2 separate regions of the Homo sapiens genome follow, and region 2 is linked to region 1. Evidence: chromatin contacts called from ENCODE Hi-C data. All regions are on one chromosome and are shown on one strand. Each heading gives the region's core, a stretch centred on a gene start or an enhancer-like site at or near the end of the contact. The rest is flanking DNA. Distances are from core to core; before and after follow the strand shown. Region 1 overlaps USP48 (ubiquitin specific peptidase 48). Region 2 holds the start of LUZP1 (leucine zipper protein 1).

Region 1 (4,206 bases), core at 1,638-4,137:
CACTTTCAGGAAAATCTGTACTTTAGTGTTTTAAGTAAACTAGTTTCCTTCTTCAATGATTTTTCAAAAAATTTTTCTTTAAAAACAATTTATTTGTAAGCAGGCAACGTAGTGAGACCCTGTCTCTAGAAAAAAAAAAAAAGCTCTCTAAAAAGTCCTGGCCGGGTCGCGGTGGCTCATGCCTGTAATCCCAGCACTTTGGGAGGCCGAGGTGGGCAGGTCACGAGGTTAGGAGATCGAGACCAGCCTGGCCAACATAGTGAAACTCCATCTCTACTAAAAATACAAAAATTAGCCGGGCATGGTGACGCACACCTGGAGTCCCAGCTACTCGGGAGGCTGAGGCAGGAGAATCACTTGAAACCAGGAGGTGGAGGTTGCAGTGAGCTGAGATTGAGCCACTGCACCACTGCACTCTAGCCTGGGCAACAGAGCGAGACACCGTCTCAAAAAATAAAAATAAAAAAGGTCCCAGGCACAGTGGCTCATGCCTATAATCCTGAGTCAAGGAATTCTAGCCCAGCTTGCGCAATGAGGCTAAACCCCATCTCTACAAATGATACAAAAAAGCCGGGTGTGGTGGCGTATGCCTGTGGTCCCAGCTATTTGGAAGGCTGAGGTGGGAAGATCACCTGAGCCTGGGAGTAGAGTATTATACACCCTGAGTGCCCAGGAGGCCATGGATTTTGTTTGTTGTTGTTCTTGTTTTTTGTTTTTTTGAGGCAGAGTCTTGCTCTGTCACCCAGGCTGGAGTACAATGGCATGATCTTGGCTCACTGCAACCTCCGCCTCCTGGGTGCAGGCGATTCTCCTGCCTCAGCCTCCCAAGTAGCTGGGTTTATAGATGCCCGCCACCACGCCGGCTAATTTTTGTATTTGTAGTAGAGACGGGGTTTTGCCATGTTGGCCAGGCTGATCTGGAACTCCTGACCTCAAGTTATCCACTCGACTCAGCTTCCCAAAGTGCTGGGTTACAGGCATGAGTCTCAGGAGGCTCGGGCAGGAGAATGTCTTGAGCCCGTTAGGTAGAGGTTGCAGTGCACTCCAGCCTGGGCAACAGAACGACACTCCATCTCATAAATAAATAAATAAAAACTAAGAAACTAAGAGGTGATGAGGAAGAAGCAGAACCTCTGTAAATGACCATTTGGAGTGAAATCCCTACCCCCTTTCCCATTCAAAGGATGAATCTTTGAACTGCATAGCAACTGTGAAATCTTTGATTATAAATTTTCCACTCATCGTGTGTACTCTTAAATGACAGATCATTGGAGATCTACCAAAACAGAACTGAAAGTGTATCTCCTACCTATAGTCAATATATTATAGAAGGAACTTAGTCATTCATACCCTTTGATACCTAGCCTACTACTTTTCTACTCCCTGAACACAATTTTTGACTTGTGGAACATTGTTTTTTTTTGTGCTGTGTCACCTAGGCTAGGGTGCAGTGCCATGATCTCAGCTCACTGCAACCTCCGCCTCCCGGGTTCAAGTGATTCTCATGACAGCCTCTGGAGTAGCTGGGATTACAAGCATTCGCCACCAAACCCAGCTAATTTTTATATTCTTAGTAGAAGTTTAGTAGGGTTTTGCCACGTTGGCCAGGCTGGTCTTGAACTCCTAGCCTCAAGTGATCCTCCCGCCTCGGCCTTTCAGAGTGCTGGGACTACGGGTGTGAGCCACCACATCCAGCCTGGAAAATCTTTTTGTTACAATTTTGGGCATCATTCCAGATTTCTCCTTTCCTTTCTTGCCTGTTGCATCTTATTAGTCCCCAGTTCTATTGATTTCTTCCCATCAATATGCTTGAACTTCCTCCATTCCTATTCCCACTGAATTGCCTTTTTTTTTTTTTTTTTTTTTTTTTTTTTTTTTTTTGGAGATGGAGTCTCACTTTGTTGCCCAGGCCGGAGCACCATGGGATCTCGGCTAACTGCAACCTCGGCTTCGTAGTTTCAAACTATTCTCCTGTCTCAGGTGATCCACTCACCTCAGCCTTCCAAAGGGCTAGGATTACGGGTGTGAGCCACCACACCCGGCCTAAATTGGCTTTTTAAGACCTCATCTTCCACTAGAAAAATTGTTAGTTATGTCTCACACCTTGTTTAGCTTCGGAACGTCTCATGCCTTGTTCAGCTTCGGGCTGTCCCCCCCTTTTTTTTTTTGACAGAGTCTCGCTCTGTCACCCAGACTTGAGTGCAGTGGCGTGATCTCGGCTCACTGCAACCTCCGCCTCCCGGGTTCAAGCGAGCCTTCTGCCTCAGTCTCTGGAGTAGGTGGGACTACAGGCGCGTGCCACCATGCCTGGCACATTTTTGAATTTTTAGTAGAGAACGGGGTTTCACCATATTAGCCAGGCTGGTCTCAAACTCCTGACCTCAAGTGATCCGCCTGCCTCGACCTCCCAAAATGCTGGGATTACAGGCATGAGCTACCACACCCCGCCCGGTCTGTCCTGTTTACTGCTGCCAAAGTGTGTCCCTGGCCTAAAATCACAGCAGATGTCTGCTTAGTACGTCATAACCAAACCTTTTGGAACCTATCCTCTGCCTAACACGTTGGTGTTCTCATACAGTGCAGTCTTGGAACAAAGTACCCATTAAATTATCTGAATTCCTTATCGTACTATGGCATTGCCATTGTGCTGTTATTACTCAAGTTTGGTGGACCTGTGCCCAGAAGTAGAATTATTGAAACAAAAACATTGTTGTCATTTAACATTTTTGAGATGTTTTCTTTAGTTATTTTTCCTGCAGGGTTATATGATATTTTGATTTATAAGAAATATATGCTTAGTCTTTGTACTACTTCTGGCACAGCTCCTAAAACCTTTGGGATCTCTGAAGTGACTAAGTGTCTTTTTGTATGCTAATGAAATGACTGATGGCTGGGAGCTCTTGGTAGCCTCCACATGGGCTGGTTGCCAGGAGAACCAACCACGATGAGAGGTTTAGAACTTTTTAGTCTGACCTCTGGGAGGGGAGAGGACTAAAGGTTGCTAATCTCCAGTGGCCAGTGATTCAATCAGTCATGCCTATGTAATCAAGTCTTTTTTTTTTTTTTTTTTTGAGACGGAGTGCCACTCTGTCACCCAGGCTGGTGTGGGGTGGCACAATCACGATCTCGGCTCACTGCAACCTCCGCCTCCCGGGTTCAAGCAGTTCTCTGCCTCAGCCTCCAGAGTAGCTGGGATTACAAGCACCTGCCACCATACCTGGCTAAGTTTTGTATTTTTAGTAGAGTCAGGGTTTCACCATCTTGGCCAGGTTGGTCTTGAACTCCTGACCTCATAATCCACCAGCCTCGGCCTCCCACTGCGCCCAGGCTTTTTTTTTTTTTTGGAGACAGGGTCTCTCTCTGATGCCCAGGCTGGAGTGCAGTGGCGTGATCTCAGCTCACTGCAGCCTCTGCCTCCCGGGTTCAAGCAATTCTCTTGTCTCAGCTTCCTGAGCAGCTGGGACTATAGGCATATGCCACCACACCTGGCTAATTTTTTGTATTTTTAGTAAAGATGGGTTTTCGCCATATTGGCCTGGCTGGTGTCAAATTCCTGGCCTCAAGTGATCTGCCTGCCTCAGCCTTGCAAATTGCTGGGACTACAGGTGTGAACCACTGCTCCCAGACACTGTCTCATATTTTGTGAAACACTCAACCTCCTTGATCTGTTTTGATAGTTGATAGACACAGGTACACATAACTGTTTTTCTACTGTAAGGAAATTGGCACACACATGATGATAAATGATCCTTGATACCTGGGGCCTACTCCTAAGGAGGGATAAAATGGAGTTAGGGGCATTGGAGAATGACGAATGGGAGAGGCTACAGCCCTCTGTGGTTGGCATTCTGCTGTGCTGCTAAGGCTGGCTTTAGAAGTAACAGCTTATAATTAGAACTGTGATTTGTGTCTGCCTGTCCATCCGTCCTCCCTCCCTCCCTCCCTTCCTTCCTCCCTTCCTTTTCTTGAAACAGAGTTTCTCTCTAGTTACCAGGGTTGGAGTGCAATGGCATGATCTCGGCTCACCGCACCCTCTGCCTCCTGGGTTCAAGTGATTCTCCTGCCTCAGCCTCCTGAGTAGCTGGAATTACAGGCATGTGCCACCACGCCTGGCTAATTTTTTGTATTTTTAGTAGAGACGAGGTTTCTCTATGTCAGCCAGGCTGGTCTCGAACTCCCGACCTCAGGTGATCTGCCCGCCTTGGC
Region 2 (4,315 bases), core at 427-2,926, 1.4 Mb before region 1:
TCGTGCCACTGCACTCCAGCCTGGGCGACAAGAGAGAAAATTCGTCTCAAAAAAAAAAAAAAAAAAAAAGAAAGAAAAAGAAAATAAGAATGACAATCATATTGTTCATATTGTTTGTGGAACACTGTGCCTGATGTTTTCCATACAGTATCTTAGGTAATTTTAAAACAAACACCACAAGACTATATTATTATCCCCATTTTATAGATGAGAAGACAGGCTCAGAGATGGCTATTATGACCCCAGAACATATGATCCCAGGGTTTTCTGGCATCAGAGCTTGAGCTCCACAAACATGTGTGGGTTCTGACCTCCAGGAAGTGCTAAGAAACAAATGGGAGGTCAGTTCTTTATAAGTTGTAGTGTTCATGCCCACGTGAGGGTTAAACACAATGTTATTGGTTATTCAGAACAGGGAGGATTGCTTTCTGGCTGGGAGAAGCTGGGAGGTGAGACAGCAGGGGAAGAGCTTCAGCAAAGGGTCAAATGTGGGAAAGCAGTGGGTGTGCTAAGAGAAGTTTGGATAAACTTTGTGTGTGTGTGTGTGTGTGTGTGTGTGTAAAGGTAGGAAGTGATCATACCAGGCCAGGGCTTTGGCCTTTATTCCATAGGCAATAAAGAGCTTACACAAGAGATGTCTCAAGAGACCAACCATGCTGCTGTAGTCAGAGAGGAAGCAGCCCTCAGCCCATCTGTGTCCTGGCTTGTGAATGCTGCTGCGTGCCAGCGTGTGGGAGGGCATCCGCAGCGAGAGCAGTCTCTGGCTGTGTCCTGTACTATGCTGGGTGTGGGTCTTGGGCTGTCTTTGAAGCCTTCCTCCTGGCTTCTCAGGGCACTAGGTGCCTTTTAGATAGTAGACTTAAAGGAAGTATGTCATAGAAGTATGGGAGGGGATTTTGAGATCATCTGGTTATTCCCCCTTCCCATTTTAAAGAAGATGAAAATCGGGAACATAGATGGGAAAGTACTTGTCTAGCATCACACAAAGAATTAATAGCACAGTGGGGGACGGGAACCCATGCCTCCCGAGTCTGAGCTGAGTTCCTTCTCTGCATTTGCAGAGTAATAGAAATAGGATTTGTTGAGTGATTATTCCATATCAGGTTCTAGGCTAAGCACCTTTCCATTGATTATCTCATTTAATCCTCACAACCCTACTGAGAGTGTCCCGCTTTTTTCTTTTTCTTTTGAGACAGGGTCTCACTCTGTCACCCACGCCGGAGTGCAGTGGCACGATCACGGCTCACTGCAGCCTCGACCTCCCTCGGCTCAAGCGATCCTCCTACTTTAGCTTACCGGCGGGCGCCACCACTCCCGGCTAATTTTTGTATTTTTTATAGAGATGGGGTTTCGCCATGTTGCCCAGGCTGGTCTCGAACTTCTGAGTTTAAGCGATCCGTCCGCCTCAGCCTCCCAAAGTTCTGGGATTACAGACTTGAGCCACCACGCGGGCCGAAAGTGTCCCTCCTGAAATCGAGAAGTCTTGTCTTCCATTTCGATTTCCCAGGGCGCCTAGCACAGGACCCAGCTACGGAGGCAATAAAAACTTGGTGGAGTCTAAGTCCTGGGAAGGGAAAAAAAGGACGGAGGGGGCGGGGCCTACAGACAACCCCGCCCATCACAAAGACCCCGCCTTCCAGAACGCTGACGTCACAATTTGGCCCCGCCCCTCATTGTCAGTCCCGCGGAGCCAGAGGAGGCGCCGGTCGCTGGCAGCTGAGCGGCGGAACCCTTCGCTGGCGGGAGCGCGGTTCGGGGCCGCAGAGGTGAGGGTCCGTGAGGCGGCGGCGGCGGGAGCGCGGCGCGGGGAGGGGAGGGCGGCGGGGTTGGGAGGCCGGTCCCGGGTGAGGTCGGGGCACCCGCGGCCACGGGGCAGAAGAAACCGCGGGCGCAGCCGAGGAGAGATGGGGTGTGGAGTTGGGGGAGAGTTGGAATGGATTTTGGAGGAAGGGCTCAGGAGGAGACCTTTTGGGGCGAGACCCAGCACATGTTTGTGGAGTTGGAGGAAGAGACTCTGAGGAGATTTTTCCTCGGGAGGGGGAGGGAAGGTTCTGAGGAGACTTCTTGGTGGGAGCGAGACTCTGAGGAGAAATGTTTGGGGCAGAGACGCGGAGGAGACATTTTCGAGGGGGCGGCGAAGAGTTTCGGGGGTAGAGTTTGGGGTTGGGGGAGGGGGCGCGGGCCGACAGGGGCGGGGGGCGACGAGGCGGCCGTGGAGGGGGCTGCGCGGGGCCCGGCGGGCACCGGAGGAAGGAAGTGATCAGACAGGAAGGGCCCGGGAGCTGCAGCAGCAGGAGGAGGAGGGCGGTTTGGGAGCGCGTCGGGCCGGCGTGCGGGGCCAGCTGCGGGCGCGGGGCGCGGGCCGCGGGCCGGGCGGGGAGGGGTCCCGCGGCCGCCGCAGCTGTCGGCCGCGCCGGCCCGCGTCCCGGGCGCTCTGCTGGTCTCGCAGCCAGACCGCTGGGCCGGGAAGGAATTCGAGGCATTCGCTTTGTTTAAGTTGCCAGTAGACAGTCCTTAGGACTAATTAATGGTGGAATCTGCAGGGGGACGCCGGCGAGCGGGGCCGGGGCCTCCCCCCGCCCGCCGCGGTGAACTTTCCGCAGCGCGGGGCCCGCCTCCCGGCGCACCCCCGGCCCCCGCCCAGCCGCCCGGGCAGGGAAGGAGCCATGGCTTCCCGGAGCGCAGGAATGAAGTGCGGTTTCTGGGGCTGGTGGCCTCTGGCTGCGGAGCCTGCCTGCAGGGAACCTGGCGACCCGCAGCGGCCGCGCTGGGGCTTCGGAGCCCGGTTTAGAGCTCTTGGAGGTGGCTGCGGTTTCTGTGCATAACCTTGGAGGAGCCTCTGTGAGCCGAGAAAGACCATCTTGCTTTGGAGCATCTGTTTCTTCATCGCGTCAACCCCTTTCCTAACACTGCAGAGCTTGTTGTGGCTTGTTTCGGGAATGCCGAGGCCAGTGCTCACCCTTGCGGGTGGGAGAGGGGAAGAGAGTAGGCACCCCCAAAACCCCTGTAGTGTGATTTCCAGAAGGCCAGACTGCCTGCAGCTCCACCGTCGCACCTTCACTGACTTGAATGACCTTGGGAGAAGGATTGCGCTGCTGAGCCCTTGGTGCCTTATCTGTCGTTGGAGGAGAAAATACTCTCTGGACCTCCCTGCCTTTTGGGGATGTTTTGAGGGGTGGGGTTTGCTCAGGGTATTTCTTTTACAGACGGCTGCAGTTCTGGCCTAAGGAGCTGGACTGGTGTCAGAGCCGGGAGAATTCAGATCACCTAATAAGATTTGACTACCTCAAATTAGGGAGGGAGGGGTTTGGATTTTAGGAGGACATTTCTTTTTGGGGAATCTGGAAGGTGTGTTCCAGATTGCCTTCTGTCACCTTGTTTGCAACTTTGGTAGTATTCATGTGGTTAAATTGAATTACCCCCATAGAAAATTCTTCTTTTGTCAGAAATAATTGTTTTGCTCAGAATTCCCCTGGGGGCAGATTAAGGTTTTGCTCAATTTACTCCTAGAAGAATTTACTCCTAGAAGAATTTTCCAGGTTTCTAAAATTAAATCACTTTTCTAAACATAGTAACTAAAGTTTGAAAAGCTGGAAATAGTGAGCTGGGAAGGGAATGGGTTGGAGTATGAAGAAGGCAGCAAACACAGGTTCATTGTTGACCAGTGATTAATAATGCGGATTGTTAATTAGCCTTCGTTGATTATGAGGTGTTTTCTTAATCTTAAATAATTTAAGACCAAGAAAAGGAACTAATGTTGTTGAGTTGCCTATTCTGTACCCAGTAATTATGCTAGGTGGTATAGATCTTAGGCAGTCTTCCCAAGAATTTTGTGAGGTGGTAGTTAGCATCCCTTTTTTTTTTTTTTTTTTTTTTTTGAGACGGAGTGCTCTGTGTCACCCAGGCTGTAGTGCAGTGGTGCGATCTCGGCTCACTGCAACCTCCGCCTCTCATGTTTAAGCTATTCTCCTGCCTCAGCCTCCCGAGTAGCTGGGATTACAGGTGTGTGCCACCTTGCCCGGTTAATTTTTGTATTTTTAGTGGAGATGGGGTTTCACCATGTTGGCCGGGTTGGTTTCGAACTCCTGACCTCAAGTGATCTGCCCGCCTCGGCCTCCCAAAGTGCTGGGATTACAGGTGTGAGCCACCGCTCCCAGTCAGCATCCCTGTTTTATAGATGAGCAAGCCAAAGGTCAGAAAGTAAAGTGGCTGTCCCAAGTTCACACACACAACTAGTAAGAAGTGGCACTGGAATTCATACCCAGGTCTGTTTCTCAGGTCTGTGGTTGTCTCTCTACTTTGCCCACTGCCTTGG

Evidence for each region. A loop is a pair of places that touch in the nucleus more often than their neighbours do. Pooled maps may share reads with other maps.
Region 2: a loop to region 1 is called in a pooled map, with 2.2 times the contacts of the local background. The contact joins the promoter of LUZP1 here to the enhancer-like site in region 1. A Hi-C loop is called at or near these places in 2 of 50 pooled maps.

Annotation. Positions count from the first base shown.
Region 1 is chr1:21,763,577-21,767,782 of GRCh38, reverse strand. The region is part of intron 1 of USP48 (ubiquitin specific peptidase 48); the gene reads left to right. Among named protein-coding and RNA genes, the nearest start is that of USP48, 17 kb to the left of the region's middle. Within about 2 kb of position 2,887, at least 18 of the 41 ENCODE cell types and tissues checked have a DNase peak (open chromatin) inside an H3K27ac peak, as active enhancers do.
Region 2 is chr1:23,166,217-23,170,531 of GRCh38, reverse strand. It overlaps LUZP1 (leucine zipper protein 1), which reads left to right and starts at 1,676. Exons shown (of 4, transcript NM_001395462.2): 1 at 1,676-1,766. RefSeq lists enhancers at 782-831, 1,907-2,438, 2,439-2,970 and silencers at 1,477-1,536, 2,528-2,667.